Linked DNA regions of Homo sapiens: all the other regions are linked to region 3. Evidence: chromatin contacts called from ENCODE Hi-C or POLR2A ChIA-PET data. All regions are on one chromosome and are shown on one strand. Each heading gives the region's core, a stretch centred on a gene start or an enhancer-like site at or near the end of the contact. The rest is flanking DNA. Distances are from core to core; before and after follow the strand shown.

The links. Hi-C counts contacts between places; a loop is a spot of excess contacts on that map. ChIA-PET counts read pairs that join two places held with the same protein, here RNA polymerase II (POLR2A). Pooled maps may share reads with other maps.
Region 1: a loop to region 3 is called in a map with no recorded cell type, with 7 times the contacts of the local background. The contact joins the promoter of SAPCD2 here to the promoter of SNHG7 in region 3. A Hi-C loop is called at or near these places in 1 of 168 maps with a recorded cell type or tissue (naive thymus-derived CD4-positive, alpha-beta T cell), 1 of 37 single-sample maps with no recorded cell type and 8 of 50 pooled maps. POLR2A ChIA-PET finds 5 or more read pairs at or near these places in 14 of 52 experiments (AG04450, CD4-positive, alpha-beta T cell, CD8-positive, alpha-beta T cell and 11 more).
Region 2: a pooled map shows a loop between it and region 3 (8-fold over the local background). The contact joins the promoter of TPRN here to the promoter of SNHG7 in region 3. A Hi-C loop is called at or near these places in 6 of 50 pooled maps. POLR2A ChIA-PET finds 5 or more read pairs at or near these places in 4 of 52 experiments (HEK293, PC-9, activated B cell and 1 more).
Region 4: a loop to region 3 is called in a pooled map, with 2.9 times the contacts of the local background. The contact joins the promoter of NPDC1 here to the promoter of SNHG7 in region 3. A Hi-C loop is called at or near these places in 4 of 50 pooled maps. POLR2A ChIA-PET finds 5 or more read pairs at or near these places in 4 of 52 experiments (HEK293, T-cell, activated CD4-positive, alpha-beta memory T cell and 1 more).
Region 5: a loop to region 3 is called in a pooled map, with 4 times the contacts of the local background. The contact joins the enhancer-like site here to the promoter of SNHG7 in region 3. A Hi-C loop is called at or near these places in 2 of 50 pooled maps. POLR2A ChIA-PET finds 5 or more read pairs at or near these places in 4 of 52 experiments (B cell, BJ, OCI-LY7 and 1 more).

Annotation. Positions count from the first base shown.
Region 1 is chr9:137,069,211-137,071,967 of GRCh38, reverse strand. It overlaps SAPCD2 (suppressor APC domain containing 2), which reads left to right and starts at 1,411. Exons shown (of 6, transcript NM_178448.4): 1 at 1,411-2,078. The coding sequence starts at 1,508. RefSeq lists an enhancer at 270-1,249 and silencers at 1,354-1,763, 1,934-1,983, 2,034-2,083.
Region 2 is chr9:137,199,491-137,202,320 of GRCh38, reverse strand. It overlaps TPRN (taperin), which reads left to right and starts at 1,580. Exons shown (of 4, transcript NM_001128228.3): 1 at 1,580-2,830. The coding sequence starts at 1,610. RefSeq lists an enhancer at 592-1,120 and silencers at 1,349-1,818, 1,909-1,978.
Region 3 is chr9:136,726,858-136,729,592 of GRCh38, reverse strand. It overlaps SNHG7 (small nucleolar RNA host gene 7), which reads left to right and starts at 1,409. Exons shown (of 5, transcript NR_024543.1): 1 at 1,409-1,712; 2 at 2,507-2,547. LOC124900276 (cuticle collagen 2-like) reads left to right here and starts at 1,409. Exons shown (of 5, transcript XM_047424334.1): 1 at 1,409-1,712; 2 at 2,507-2,547. It overlaps SNORA17A (small nucleolar RNA, H/ACA box 17A), which reads left to right and starts at 2,714; the gene lies at 2,714-2,735. RefSeq lists an enhancer at 62-211 and silencers at 659-828, 982-1,661.
Region 4 is chr9:137,044,756-137,047,455 of GRCh38, reverse strand. NPDC1 (neural proliferation, differentiation and control 1) reads left to right here and starts at 1,279. Exons shown (of 9, transcript NM_015392.4): 1 at 1,279-1,578. The coding sequence starts at 1,467. RefSeq lists an enhancer at 545-1,214.
Region 5 is chr9:137,150,151-137,152,850 of GRCh38, reverse strand. The region is part of intron 4 of GRIN1 (glutamate ionotropic receptor NMDA type subunit 1); the gene reads right to left. Among named protein-coding and RNA genes, the nearest start is that of GRIN1, 12 kb to the right of the region's middle. RefSeq lists an enhancer at 1,101-1,420. Within about 2 kb of position 1,335, at least 4 of the 41 ENCODE cell types and tissues checked have a DNase peak (open chromatin) inside an H3K27ac peak, as active enhancers do; they include B cell and OCI-LY7, where a contact is called at or near this core.

The sequences.
Region 1 (2,757 bases), core at 162-2,661, 340 kb before region 3:
ACCTCTTGGGTTCAAGGGATCCTCCCACCTCAGCCTCCCAAATACCTGGGACCACAGGCATGCACCACCACGCCTGGCTAATTTTTTAAACTTTTTGTAGAAATAGGGTTGCCTTATGTTGCCCAGGCTGGTCTTGAACTCCCCAGCTCAAGTGATCCTCCCGCCTCGGCCTCGTGCTGGGTTTTTGAGCAGACCAGCCATTAAAGGGGAAGCTGGCTTACAGGACCAAGCTCTGATGGGCTGCTCCAGGCTCAGAGCTTCTTATGTCCTTCCAGCATTCCCTACGATGAAGGAGTCCCACTTAGAGTGAGTGACCCAGAAGAGAAGTGGACCCAGGATACTCCCTGGCCTGGGAAGATGCCTCTACAGCTTGAGACACAGGCACCAGTGGCTCAGGCCTGAGGACAGAGACCCAGGTAGGTATGCCAGCTGAGGCCTGCCCAGGAGGGAGGGTGGGAGACCCGCAGAGGGCCAAGGCAAGTCTCGGATTGGGGGCCTGTCTGGGGAGGGTGTTTGCACCCTGAACACCTCCCTGGAACCTAGAGGGTACTACTGGCCAGCCCTGAGATGGGCTCCCAGGGCTAGAACCCAGGCTAAGGCCTGGTCTCACCTCCCATGTGGACAGACCAAATGAAGACAGAGTGACCAGATCCCAGCTGGAAACACAGCAGAGGCAGGGGGACAGGGCTGCGGGAGCCAGGAGAGCAGCTGGAGGAGGTGTCCAGCCAGGGGAAGGAGGAGAGGAGAGCAAGAGGCAGAGGGAGCTGGTCACTAGATGGGGATCTGGGGACACAGGAGAAAGTGGCTTTGTTCTGCAGCAGGCAGGCCAGGCCAGACTGTCCCGAGGGACCAGAGGAGGAGCCAGCAGCAGTGGGGACAGAAAGGCCTCTGTGAGTGGGAAGCGCCCAGCTGGCTGGAGCCTACGATCCTCTTGGGGCCCTCCTGGTGGAAGAGAAGGGGGCCGCAGGGTCACCTGTGCTTGCGGCCAGGGAACTAGAGGGGAAAAGTGGGATCTTTGGAGGGGGTGCCCCCCCCCATTCTTACCCCACGAGGCTACCTGGAGACAGGTTTTTTTGTAGGGTGCCAGGCCCCGCCCCTTGGAGAGGTGGCCGGGGCAGCCAGCCACAGCTGGATCCGAGAAAGCGCCTGGCCGCGGCAGGAGGTTTGGTGGGGCTGGGGCGGGGCAGAAAGGAAGGTCTGCGAGGCCAGAGTGGAGCAGGAGCTGGGGGATCCGGTTCCGCCTGCCCAGGGCCTCCGCGCGCCTCCCAGGGCCACTCGGCAAGAAAAAAAAAAAAAAAATCAAACCTCCTCTCAGCCTATCAGAGAGCAGATGGGACGGGCTCGGCCAATGGCCGCGGCGCATGTTAATGAGGGCTGACGCCGCGAGGAGGGCCCCATTCAAAAGTAGTCGCTATTGTCGCCGTGGGCTGAGCTCGCCGGGCCGGCCCCTCCGTGGGGCCGCGCTGGGACGCACGCGGGTGGACGAGGGGACCGATCCCGGGCGCCCATGGCCGGGGCCGCCATGGCCGAGCGGGGCCGCGTGCCTCCCCCCGCACCCGCGCCCAGCACGGAGGGGCTGCCGCGCGCCTTCCTGCAGAGCCTGCGCACCCTGTTCGACATCCTGGACGACCGGCGGCGCGGCTGCGTGCACCTGCGCGAGATCGAGTCCCGCTGGCAGGGCACCGACGCGCGGGAGCTGCCCCGCGGGGTGCTGGAGGGCTTGCGCCAGGTGGCCCCGGCCAGCGGCTACCTGACCTTCGAGCGCTTCGTGGCCGGCCTGCGCACCTCCCTGCTGAGCGCCGACGGCGGCCCCCGGGACCCCACGCGCGCCCCGGCCCGGCCCGGGGATCAGCCGCCGCCGCCGCCGCAGCGCCTGGTGTTCGCTCCGGCCGACGAGCCGCGGACGGTCCTGGAGAGGAAGCCCCTGCCCCTGGGCGTGCGCGCCCCTCTGGCCGGTCCCAGCGCCGCCGCCCGCAGCCCGGAGCAGCTGTGCGCCCCGGCTGAGGCGGCGCCCTGCCCCGCGGAGCCCGAGCGGTCCCAGAGCGCGGCGCTGGAACCGAGCTCCAGCGCGGACGCAGGTGAGTTCCGGACGGCCCCCGGGCACCCTCGTAGCTCTCCCGGGCCCGGGCCAGAAACCGCAGTCCCACAGCTGCTGCCCGTGCATTTCCCACAAGGGACGGGACCGGGGAGCGGCTCTTCGTGGACTCCGGATCCTGGAGGGCGCCTCGGCGGGTCTGGAGGGAAAGGGCTTCATGCTTGTCGCGGTGAGCCCAGGGGCTTGCTTAGGGAGGCAAGCCAGACCCTCTCCTGCCACAGCATAAGGCCACCAGGGCCGGGGGGTGGCAGGTGACTCAGAAAACCCACCGGGAGCCCAACCTGTACCAAGCCTGAGCTTGGGCTCTCCATCTCCAATACCCTTTCCGCACCTGGGGACACCTGGGCCCTCAGCCTCCTGTCTGTGGCTGCTCAGGCAGAAGTGCTTCCTTCTCAAAGAAAGGGTCCCCCTTCTCAGTGTGACAGCTTAGCCAGGGGGGCTGGGCCCACTGACCCCACTGAGGCCTAGGCAGGCGGGGGCTGCTGCTGGTGGCCCAAGAGGACCTGGCCCTGTTGCCAAGATGGGCAGGGGCGTGGGTGGATCTCCTGCACCCCAGTGGGGCTGTACTATGGCAGATGCCATGGAGGGACATAGGCCGTAGTCCCTGGGGATGGCTGGCACACTCCTCTCCTGCCTTCCGGTCCAGTTGGCAGTGATGGGAG
Region 2 (2,830 bases), core at 331-2,830, 470 kb before region 3:
TTTGGGAGGCCAAGGCAGGCAGATCATGAGGCCAGGAGTTCGAGACCAGCCTGGCCAACATGGCGAAATCCCGTCTCTACTAAAAATACAAAAATTAGCCGGGCGTTGTGGTGGGCACCTGTAACCCCAGCTACTTGGGAGGCGAAGGCAGGAGAATCGCTTGAATCCTGGAGGCGGAGGTTGTAGTGAGCCGAGATCGTGCCACTGCACTCCAGCCTGGGTGACAAGAGCAAGACTCTATCTCAAAAAAAAAAGAAAAAGAAAAAGTTTATTTTCTCCAGCTTAATGGAGTGGCAGGAGAATAAGGCAAGCATTAAGCTAGCGGCTGCTGCAGACTGTCATGGGGCACAGAAGCTGAGAAGGGCATCCCCAAGTTAAAAAAAAAAAATCTGTTCTGCATCATTGCAGAGACCCAGGCGACCTTGGTGTGGGAAACAGCAGTGTCTACTGAGCAGGCTGCTGACTGCAGGGCAGGTGATGGAAAGAAGGTGATGTCCGTGCACTCCAATTCCCCTTCTCCCCGTGACTCCAAGCGATCTCCCTATTGTCTGCAGGCTTGAAAGGCTGTGGAAGCACTCTGAAGCCCTCCCTGGGGCAGAAGGGACTTGTCAGCCGGGAGGCTGTGCCCTCAGGGTCATGGTATCCGGAGCCTTGATGAGGGGACGTTCAACCGATGGGAGAGGAGTAACCTTAACGTGGCAGCAGGGTGGAATAATCAGACACAGGGGTCGGCCCTATGGGGCCCACCGTTACCCTGGCTTTTTTTTTTTTTTTTTGGCTCTGAATGCATTGGAGAGCTCTCCAAGCATGCAGGGCCCTGCCCTGGTGAACCTGCTTGCGTGTGGCGGGAGAGGCTGCTTCCTTTGTGCCTGCTCCTGCAGATGCTTTTTGGGGACCACGGATGGCAAGGTTGGGTTAAGAGGCTCCCACCTGGGCAGCCTATAAAAACTAGGGATTTCTGAGAAACTGGTTCGTTGGGGCTGCTCGGGGCTCCAGAATTGGCATTTCCAAGCCCCGCAGGCACCTGCCGGAGGTCGGAGGACCCCTGGTGAAAGCAGGGTCCGGGCCAGAGTGTGGCCTGTGCACCGTCCACGGACACGGGTGCCTTCGGTCCTGGAGCAGCGCCCTTCCTGCACCGCGCTCTCAGCGGACGGAACAGGCGGCCTCGGTGCTGGCAGCATGAGGAAGTCCCAAGCTCAGCCAAGGTCACTCGGGGCGCAGGGTCCAGGGGCCGCGCACCCGGCTACCCCCAGGGACGCCGGGAGCTGAGAGCGCAGAGGCGGAAGTGGGGTCTGCCAGTGAGCGGCGCGAGGCACCGGGGTGTGTCCGGGGGGCCGTCCCCAATGGAGGCCAGCTCCGGTGATAGGCGTTGTCCAATGAAGTCCCTTGGGAGGCGGGGTTGAGGCGAGTGTTGTCCAATCGGTAGGGTCACTTGAGGGGCCCGCCCTCCTCCCCTGCCATAGGTGGGCCTCCCGCACGGGGCGGGGAGAGCGGGCTTTCCCCAATGGTCGGTGGCCCGGGAGGGGGCGTGGCCGCGGCGCCCAGGCTGGCCGCGGCGGCGGCTGCCACTCCGGCCCTCAGTCCAGCCGTCCGCTGCCGCGTTCGCAGCATGGCCGCCCTGGGGCGGCCGGGCTCGGGGCCGCGCGCTGCGGTGCCCGCTTGGAAGCGTGAGATCCTGGAGCGGAAGCGGGCCAAGCTAGCCGCGCTGGGCGGGGGCGCGGGGCCCGGGGCGGCGGAGCCCGAGCAGCGGGTGCTGGCCGAGAGCCTGGGCCCGCTGCGCGAGAACCCGTTCATGCTGCTGGAGGCCGAGCGGCGGCGCGGCGGGGGCGCGGCGGGGGCGCGGCTGCTGGAGCGGTACCGCCGCGTGCCTGGCGTGCGCGCCCTCCGCGCCGACAGCGTCCTCATCATCGAGACGGTGCCCGGCTTCCCGCCCGCGCCGCCCGCCCCGGGGGCCGCGCAGATCCGCGCCGCCGAGGTGCTGGTGTACGGGGCGCCGCCCGGCCGCGTCAGCCGCCTACTGGAGAGGTTCGACCCGCCCGCCGCGCCGCGCCGCCGCGGGAGCCCCGAGCGCGCCCGCCCCCCGCCGCCGCCGCCGCCGCCCGCGCCGCCCCGGCCCCCGCCCGCGGCCCCCAGCCCGCCCGCCGCGCCCGGGCCCCGCGGTGGCGGGGCGAGCCCCGGGGCCCGGCGCAGCGACTTCCTCCAGAAGACCGGCAGCAACTCCTTCACCGTCCACCCCCGGGGTCTGCACCGCGGCGCGGGCGCCCGCCTGCTCTCCAACGGGCACTCGGCCCCTGAGCCCCGGGCCGGCCCTGCCAACCGCCTCGCGGGCTCCCCGCCTGGGTCGGGACAGTGGAAGCCAAAGGTGGAGTCGGGGGATCCCTCCCTCCACCCGCCCCCCAGCCCCGGGACCCCGAGTGCCACTCCAGCCTCACCCCCTGCCAGTGCCACTCCTAGCCAGCGCCAGTGCGTCTCCGCAGCCACCAGCACCAACGACTCCTTCGAGATACGGCCGGCCCCCAAGCCAGTTATGGAGACCATCCCCTTGGGGGACCTCCAGGCCCGGGCGCTGGCCAGCCTCCGCGCAAACTCTCGAAATTCTTTCATGGTCATCCCCAAGAGCAAGGCCTCCGGGGCTCCTCCTCCTGAGGGGAGGCAGTCCGTGGAGCTGCCAAAGGGAGACCTGGGCCCGGCCTCCCCGAGCCAGGAGCTCGGATCCCAGCCGGTGCCTGGAGGGGATGGTGCGCCTGCCCTCGGGAAGAGCCCCCTGGAGGTCGAGGCACAGTGGGCAGTCGAGGAGGGGGCCTGTCCCAGGACAGCCACCGCCCTCGCT
Region 3 (2,735 bases), core at 160-2,659:
ACAGCCATCTCAGACCTGCACCAGCTTCAGAACGAGAGCCAGAGTTCCTGCCAGCTCTAGAGCGAAATCCAATCAAGAACCAGCTCTAGCACCATATCCAGAGCTAGGACCAGCTCTGACACTTTTCCCAGGGCAAAGACTAGCAACAGCAACACAGCTAGAGGCAGCTCCAGAGCATCGGTCCCCGGGGCAGAGCCAGCTTGTCTCCAACAACCGTGTCAGTGCTAGGACAGAGCCTGCACCATCTCTGGAGGTGGAGCCTGCTGTGGTGCCAGCTCCAGCCCCAACACCAGAGCTAGAACCCAGCCTGCTGGTGGGGCCACACAGGGAGGAGCCTCAGACCGCGCAGTTGCAGCCCAGTTGCAAAGTGTCCTGGGGTCCTGCGCTGGGGCTTTTCTTAGGAGCCCTGGGGTGTTTTCTGGCTTTGCAAAGGCAATGAAAATTTGAGTTGAATTTATCACCAGCTCCTGCTCCCTCTAAGCCAGTACCCGAGCTGGAGCCAGCTCCTATGCCAGCTCCCGCACCCCGGCCTTCCTGGCCTTTGCCTGTGGCTGCAGAGAGCAGGCTGAGCCAGAAGCCTCATCTCCTGGTGTCCCCTCCAGGCCTAAGGCTAGAGCGGTCTGCGCTGTGCAATGCGGAGGCTGCCCAGCCCCAGGACAGCAGCGCGGCCTTCCTCCCGGCCCCTGCGGCTCAGGCCTGTCATCCCCTGCTCTGGAGCTCGCGTCCTGGTCCGAGTCCCGGCGGCTCCACCGTTCGCAGCCCGGCGACCGCGGCGAGTCGCTTGGCCGCGAGGCCTCGGTGTCCCGCCCTGCGCGGTGACCGAGGTCCCAGGACACAGCGCAGACAGGGCGCTAGTCAGGCCTGGCCGCGGTAATCCCGCCTGCCGGGACCCTCGCCCGCCTCAGCACTCATTAGGCGCCTGGTGTGTACCCGCGCCCATGGCCGACACCGGCAGAGCCCCTGGTGGGGAAGGGACGGAGCGCGTCGCGGGAGCCCCATGCTGCCCGGGGTGGGCGCTGCTCGACAGTCACGGGAGCCGCCCCAATGGCTGGGACCACCGGGACCCACGGGCTCGTGGAGCGTCCTCCTGACCCGGCCTGGGAATCCTCCGCGAAAACGGGGAGCCGCGCGTGTCCGTGGCGTGCCCGGCACCCGGCGGGTCGGAAACGGCGCGGCCCTGGCTGCTGGCCCCGTGGGGCGGTCGCGGTGCAGGACACGGGTCACGGCGCTGCCGCTGCTCTGCGTGGCGAACCCACACGCCCGCCCGCCAGCCACTGAGCAGCGCCCACGTGCGGGCGCGGGGAGCTGAACGGCCGGGGACCGCTGGGGGGCGCTGCTTGGGCGGGGCGGATTGACTCTTGCGGGCCGCCGTACGCGCTATAAAAGGCGCGGCGCTTCCCTTCTCGTCCTCTGCGTGCGCCGGAGGCTGCCGTGGCGGGTGGGCCGCCTGACTTCTCCTCCCGGCCAGTTCTCGAGCGCCTCACCGGGCCTCGCCCTGCAGCCTCGCTCTCGCTGGCGCTGCGCGGCCTAGGGGACTGGGCTGCTGGCCTCCGGGTGCGGGGTGGGGGCAGGCTCCGACCTGGGGCGTCCTGGCCGCGCGAGCCGCGGGATGGGGGCCCGGGCCGCGGAGGAGGCGCCGCTGGTGTGTCCCTTGGTGGAGAGGGCGCTGCCGGCCCTGCGCGGTTTCCAGCCAGGAAGCTTCGGGAAGCCTGGTGAGAGCTGAGTGCGCGAATTCGGATCTTAGAGAAAGGCACCCCGTTCACCCACGACCCTTCCGCTCCTGCCGCTGCTTCCCTGAGTCGCTCAGGCTGTGGGAAGATGTTTGTCGGCATCTTTGAAAAATTGATTTCTTATGCTGCGTCAGGTGGTTTCCTTGTCACTGTGGCTGCTCAGCGGGAGGCTGTTCTGGCGGGAGGAGGACTGCTCGGTTGTCTGGTGGGCATTCCGCCTCGTGGTCCTGGTCCCTTGATACCTGCAGGGGATCAGCAGCCCGCGTTTCGTGGCCACTGTGTTGTAACTCCAACTTCCCCTCCCGCAAATTAAGCGTAGAGTAAGGGGAGAGAGTAACATGGGTCGGATTTTTCTAGAACGGCCCTTGTGACAGTGAGCTTTTTGGTGGCAGGGAGCTTCTTTGGTCCGCCTTCCTGGAGACCAGATGCAGCAAAACGCAGTCTTTTTCTTTTCGAGACAGAGTCTCAGTTGCCCAGGCTGGAGTGCAGTGGCGCGATCTCAGCTCACTACCACCTCTGCCTCCTGGGTTCAAGCGACTTTCCTGCTTCAGCCTCCAGAGTAGCTGGGATTACAGGCGCCAGCCACTAGGCCAGCTAACTTTTTTTTTTTTTTTTTTTAGAGAGACGGGTTTCACCGTGTTGGCCAGGCTGGTTTTGAACTCCTGACCTCAAGTGATCTGCCCGCCTCGGCCTCCCAAAAAACGCAGTGTTTATGTGATGCTCCTCTGTGGTGTTTGCAAGATTTATACAAAATTGCGGTTTCTTTTTTTCTCTAGGACGTCTGCTCACTGGAGATGACACGTGCGTGGGGTGTTGGGTAAGTTGGTGCATTGGAGCTGGAACAGGGTCAATCCTCCAATGTAACTAAGCCCTCCTGTGCAACATCTTAAGTGACTGGAGGGACCAGTCGGTCTTGTGTTCACATTGAGGCTAGAAGCTGTCTCCAGGGGAGTAAAAACGGATTATTTAGTCTTCAACAGGACACTGCCCCTAGAGGCGTTGCAG
Region 4 (2,700 bases), core at 30-2,529, 320 kb before region 3:
GGATGGGAAGGCCTGGTCTTGCCCACTCGCCTCCTCACCTTCCTGGGAAGTGAGCTTAGACACTGTCTCTATGCTCAGTGCCCTGGCGAGGAGGGTGGTGGTTCTTATTCTGCTCTTCCCTCCCCTCTTCACCATTTTTTTTTAAAGTCATTTGATAAACCTGAGGGCAGCCAGCCCCAGCTTTGGAGTTCTGAGACTGGAAGGACCAAGGGGACACCCCGGGTTGGAGGTCTCACTCTTGTTCTCTGAATGACTAGTCAAAGGAGGTTTCTAGTGGGATGGGGTGGGCGTGCTCTTGGGAGGCAACAGGTGAGGTGCAAGGGGGGCATCAGAGATGCCCGTTGTCAGCTGGGCACAGTGGCTCACGCCTGTAATCCCAGCACTTTGGGAGGCTGAGGCTGGCGTATCACCTGAGGTCAGGAGTTCAAGACCAGCTGAGGCAACATGGTGAAACCCCGTCTGTACTAAGAATACAAAAATTAGCCCAGCATGGTGGCACGCGCCTGTAATCCCAGCTACTCAGGAGGCAGAGGCACGAGAATCACTTGAACCCGAGAGGTGGAGGTTGCAGTGGGCCGAAATGGCACCACTGCACTCCAGGCTAGGCGACAGAGACGCTGTCTCAAAGAAAAAAAAAAAAAAAGATGCCCATTGTCCTGAGGGAGCTAAAGGGCTGTCACCTGGGGACCCTGAACACCTTGGACAGCTCCCAGCTCCGGTCCTCAGTGGCTCCGGATCACTCTTGCCCCCTGGTGGCCTCACTGAGCGCGGCCGCCGCGGCTCCAGCCAAAGCTGCAGTCGGGGCCGGGGCCGTTCTGTGTTCCTGTATTTGCTTTTCCCGCGAGTGGGGGTGCCCCTGCCTCTGTGGGCACACCTGTGCCTTCCTGTGCACCTGCCCAGCTCGTGAGCACCTGTCTGCGTGCGCCCGGCGCTCCTGTGTCTCTGTGCGCTCGCGAGGCTAGGCCCACACAGGTCCTCTGCCCCATCGCGGGTGCGGGTGAGGGGCTCGGAGTCCTACCGGGAAGAGGCCAGAAGGGAGCGCATCCTGGAGAAGCCCACCCGCGGCCCAAACCCAGCCGGACTTCTGGGAACCGCACCGGCCCCAGAGACCGCAGGTGCCGAGACACCCTGAGGCCGAGAGAGGTCCAGCGAGGCCCGGAGAGGGGACCAGAACTGGAGCAGGGGGAGGGGGCGCAGTCTGGAGCCGCCCTCCCGCCCCCTCAGGTGGAGCGCGCAGGCGCAGTCTCCGCGTGCGCGCCTCGCCGGCGCCTCCATCCCGGATCCTTGCTGCAGCGTCAGCGCCGCCGCCCGTGCCTTTCCTCTTCCTCCTCCTCCTCCTTGGCATCCGCCTCTTCTTCCTCCTGCGTCCTCCCCCGCTGCCTCCGCTGCTCCCGACGCGGAGCCCGGAGCCCGCGCCGAGCCCCTGGCCTCGCGGTGCCATGCTGCCCCGGCGGCGGCGCTGAAGGATGGCGACGCCGCTGCCTCCGCCCTCCCCGCGGCACCTGCGGCTGCTGCGGCTGCTGCTCTCCGGCCTCGTCCTCGGCGCCGCCCTGCGTGGAGCCGCCGCCGGCCACCCGGGTGAGCGAGCGCGCTGGGCGCAGGCCGCGGGGCGCCCCGGGGCCGGGATCGCCGGGCGGGGACCGGGTTGCCGGGCGCCGCCGCCCTCGTCCTGCCCAGGCCCGCAGGCCCTGCAGGCCTGGTCCGCTGGTGGCGGGGGCCCCGCCTCGCCCACGATGGAATAAACAGGCCTGGCCGGAGGGCGCAGCGCGGAGCCTCCAAAAGGCCGCGCCGGATGGGGCTTCTGCCGGTTCCCAGAGGCGTACCTTACATTCATGGCTTCTTCCGCCGGGAGCGCGTCTGGCTCAGGCCTCCGCGCCGCGGCCATCTGGCTCTGGGCGGGCCCGCCGGGAGTCTGCCTGTGTGCGTCTCTGTGTCTCCGTGTTCGGGGCTCCTGCGGGTGTGGGGCTGGCCCTGAGTGCCCGCCGGCTTCGCTGCCGGTGCGCGTCCCGGGGTCGGGGCCTCAGTGCTGCTCTGCCTGTCCTCACGCCTTGGGTGGCGCTGGGCACCGGCCTTGTGCGCCATGGTGGGCGCTGAAGTTCTGGGGGCACTTATGGCGCAGGCTCGGGGTGCTGTTCTAGCTTCAATAGGAGGGAGACTGTTGCAGCCTCAGAGCCTCCGCCTGCATCCCCTGCCCTCGAGGGCACTGGCATTCTGTCTTTGGGACTGAGGGCTGCAGGTGGACTCCGGAGGAGGGTGATAAGCCCAGGGTCCTGGGACACCCTCTCACCTGCACAGATGGGTCCTGAGGGTCCAGAGAGCAGAGCTCCCTGCAGGAACCCAGGATGCAAAGCTGACGTTTTTCTGGGGGGACTGAACTGGGAGACTTTGCGACTGCATTCGTACAGTACTCCTGGCAGCCCTGCAGAAGAGGTGCTGTGAGCCCGTTTTACAGGCAAGGAATCCGAGGCATGGAGAAGTTAAGTGGATTGTGGCACAGCTGAGGCGCTGTCCTGGGCAGCCTGGTTCTGTGTGTGTGGCCTCAAGGGGCCAGAGTGAGGCCGGCTTCCTCCTGGGCTCAGTGCCCCTGGATGGGAGGTGGGCATGAACAGGAGAGGCTTCCGAGAATCAGAGTGTGCTCAGCCAGGAAAGGCGGAGGCCACCTATTCAGGAAACGGGGCTGCAGCTGCTGTGCTGAGCCCG
Region 5 (2,700 bases), core at 86-2,585, 420 kb before region 3:
CATGGTGTGACTATAGTGTGTATACATGCATTTGTGCACGTGTGTATGGTATGTGCATACACATGTGGTGTGTGGTGTGTGCTCATGGGCATGGATGTGTGGTATGCACGTGGTTCCTGTGTGCCCTGACCATGTCCCTTCCCCTGGGCTGGCCTTTTTCTTAGGGCCATGTCTGGAAACGTGACCTTGGCCCTGAGGCTGGCAACGCGGGGTCAACCTGTGGGACCGCAGTGCACGGCTCAGGGGCTCACAGGCCGAGAAAAAAAAGTGGAGAAAACGCCCCCTCCCCTCTCTGTGGGGACCTGGGCATGGCGGGGTTCTGTGGATTGGTTTTGTATGTGGTTTTCTCTCCCGTGTCCTGTTGGTCACTCCAGTTAGAATGTAGGGATCAGGCAGGTCTAGCTTGATGTGAACTTGTCTATTGCAAAAGTGGCCAACAGTGGAACAGGTATGTTTTAGGGCAATCGATTCCTTGAGTTGACCCATCTTGGATGAAGAAATTCCACTTCCCAGCCAGCTGTCTGTCCATTTGTTCACCTGCCCATCCATCCTTTTATCCCATCACAGCTACAGAATTTCTCTCAAGCTCTGTGATGAGTAAGGGAAGTGTAAACAATTCAGAAAATAACAGAAGAGGCCACAAGTGGCTGGGCACGGTGGCTCACTCCTGTAATCCCAGCACTTTGGGAGGCCGAGGCGGGCAGATCATGAGGCCAGAAGATTGAGGCCATCCTGGCTGACATGGTGAAACCCCGTCTCTACTAAAAATACAAAAAAGTAGCAGGGCGTGGTGGCAGGGGCCTGTAGTCCCAGCTACTTGGGAGGCTGAGGCAGGAGAATGGCGTGAGCCCGGGAGGTGGAGCTTGCAATGAGCCGAGATCGAGCCACTGCACTCCAGCCTGGGTGACAGAGTGAGACTCCATCTCAAAGAAAAAAAAAAAAAAAAAAAAAGAGGCCACAAGTTCGAGACCAGTCTGGCCAACATGGTGAAACCCCGTCTCTACTAAAAATACAAAAATTAGCCGGGTGTGGTGGCTTGTGCCTGTAGTCCCAGCTACTCGGGAGGCTGAGGCAGGAGAATCGCTTGAACCCAGGAGGCAGAGGTTGCAGTGAGCTGAGATTGTACTACTGCACTCCAGCCTGGGTGACAAAGCAAGACTCCCTCTCAAAACAACGAAAAAGGAAATTAACTTCTGAGAGTCTGGCGGGGCTTTCTCTAAGAGGGGCTTTTTCTGGGCGGGGCTTTTTCTGGTAGGGGCTTTCACTGGGTGGGGCTTTCCCTGGGTGGCACGTTTCTGGGTGGGGCTTTCTCTGAGTGGGAATTTCTCTAAGTGGGAATTTCTCTGGGTGAAGCTTTCCCTGGGCGGGGCTTTCCCTGGGTGGGGCTTTCTTCTGGGTTGGGCTTTCTCTGGGCTGGTCTTTTTTCTGGGTGGAGTTTTCCCTGGGCGGGTCTTTTTCTGGGCTGGGCTTTCCCTGGGTGGGGCTTTTTTTCTGGGCGGGGCTTTCCCTGGGCGGAGCTTTCCCTGGGCGGAGCTTTTATCTGGCCAGAGCTTTTTCCTGGGCGGGTCTTTTTTTCTGGGAGGGGCTTTCCCTGGGCTGGTCTTTTTTCTGGGCAGGGCTTTCACCAGGCGCGACTTTTTTCTGGGCGGGACTTTTTTCTGGGCGGGTCTTTCCCTGGGCGGGGCTTTCCCTGGGCGGGACTTTTTCTGGGCAGGGCTTTCCCCGGGCGCGACTTTTTTCTGGGCGGGGCTTTCCCTGGGCGGGTTTTTTTTCTGGGCGGGGCTTTCCCTGGGCGGGACTTTTTCTGGGCGGGGCTTTCCCTGGGCGGGTCTTTTATCTGGGCAGAGTTTTCCCTGGGCGGGTCTTTTCTCTGGGCTGGGCTTTCCCTGGGCGGGTCTTTTTCTGGGTGGGGCTTTCCCTGGGCGAGGCTTTCGCTGGGCAGGGCTTTTATCTGGGCGGGGCTTTTTTATGGGCGGGGCTTTCCCTGGGCTGAGCTTTTATCTGGCCAGAGCTTTTCCTGGGCGGGTCTTTTCTGGGCGGGGCTTTCCCTGGGCGGTCTTTTTTCTGGGCAGGGCTTTCCTTGGGCTGGTCTTTTTTCTGGGCGGGGCTTTCCCTGGGCGGGCTTTTATCTGGGCAGAGCTTTCCCTGGGCAGGTCTTTTTTTCTGGGCGGGGCTTTCCCTGGGCGGAGCTTTCCTTGGGCTGGTCTTTTTTCTGGGCGGGGCTTTCCCTGGGCGGGCTTTTATCTGGGCGGAGCTTTCCCTGGGTGGGGCTTTCCCTGGGCAGGTCTTTTTTCTGGGCTGGGCTTTCCTTTGGCGGGTCTTTTTCTGGGCGGGGCTTTTATCTGGGCGGAGACTTCTCTTGGCGGATCTTTTTTTCTGGGCGGGGCTTTCCCTGGGCGGGCTTTTATCTGGGTGGAGCTTTCCCTGGGTGGGGCTTTCCCTGGGAGGACCTTTTTTCTGGGCGGGGCTTTCCCTGGGCAGGTCTTTTTCTGGGCGGAGCTTTCCCTTGGCGGGTCTTTTTTTCTGGGCGGGTCTTTCCCTGGGCGGGGCATTCCTTCTTTGGGACCTGTGCATACCCTTGGGACTTTGCCTGGTCACGTCTTTAAAAATCTTTTTTCCTGGAGCCCAGGCCAACCCTCCCTGGGGCTTGCAGTTGGATGAGTGGAGTGGACAAGTGACCTGTGAGCTTAAAGCCGAGTG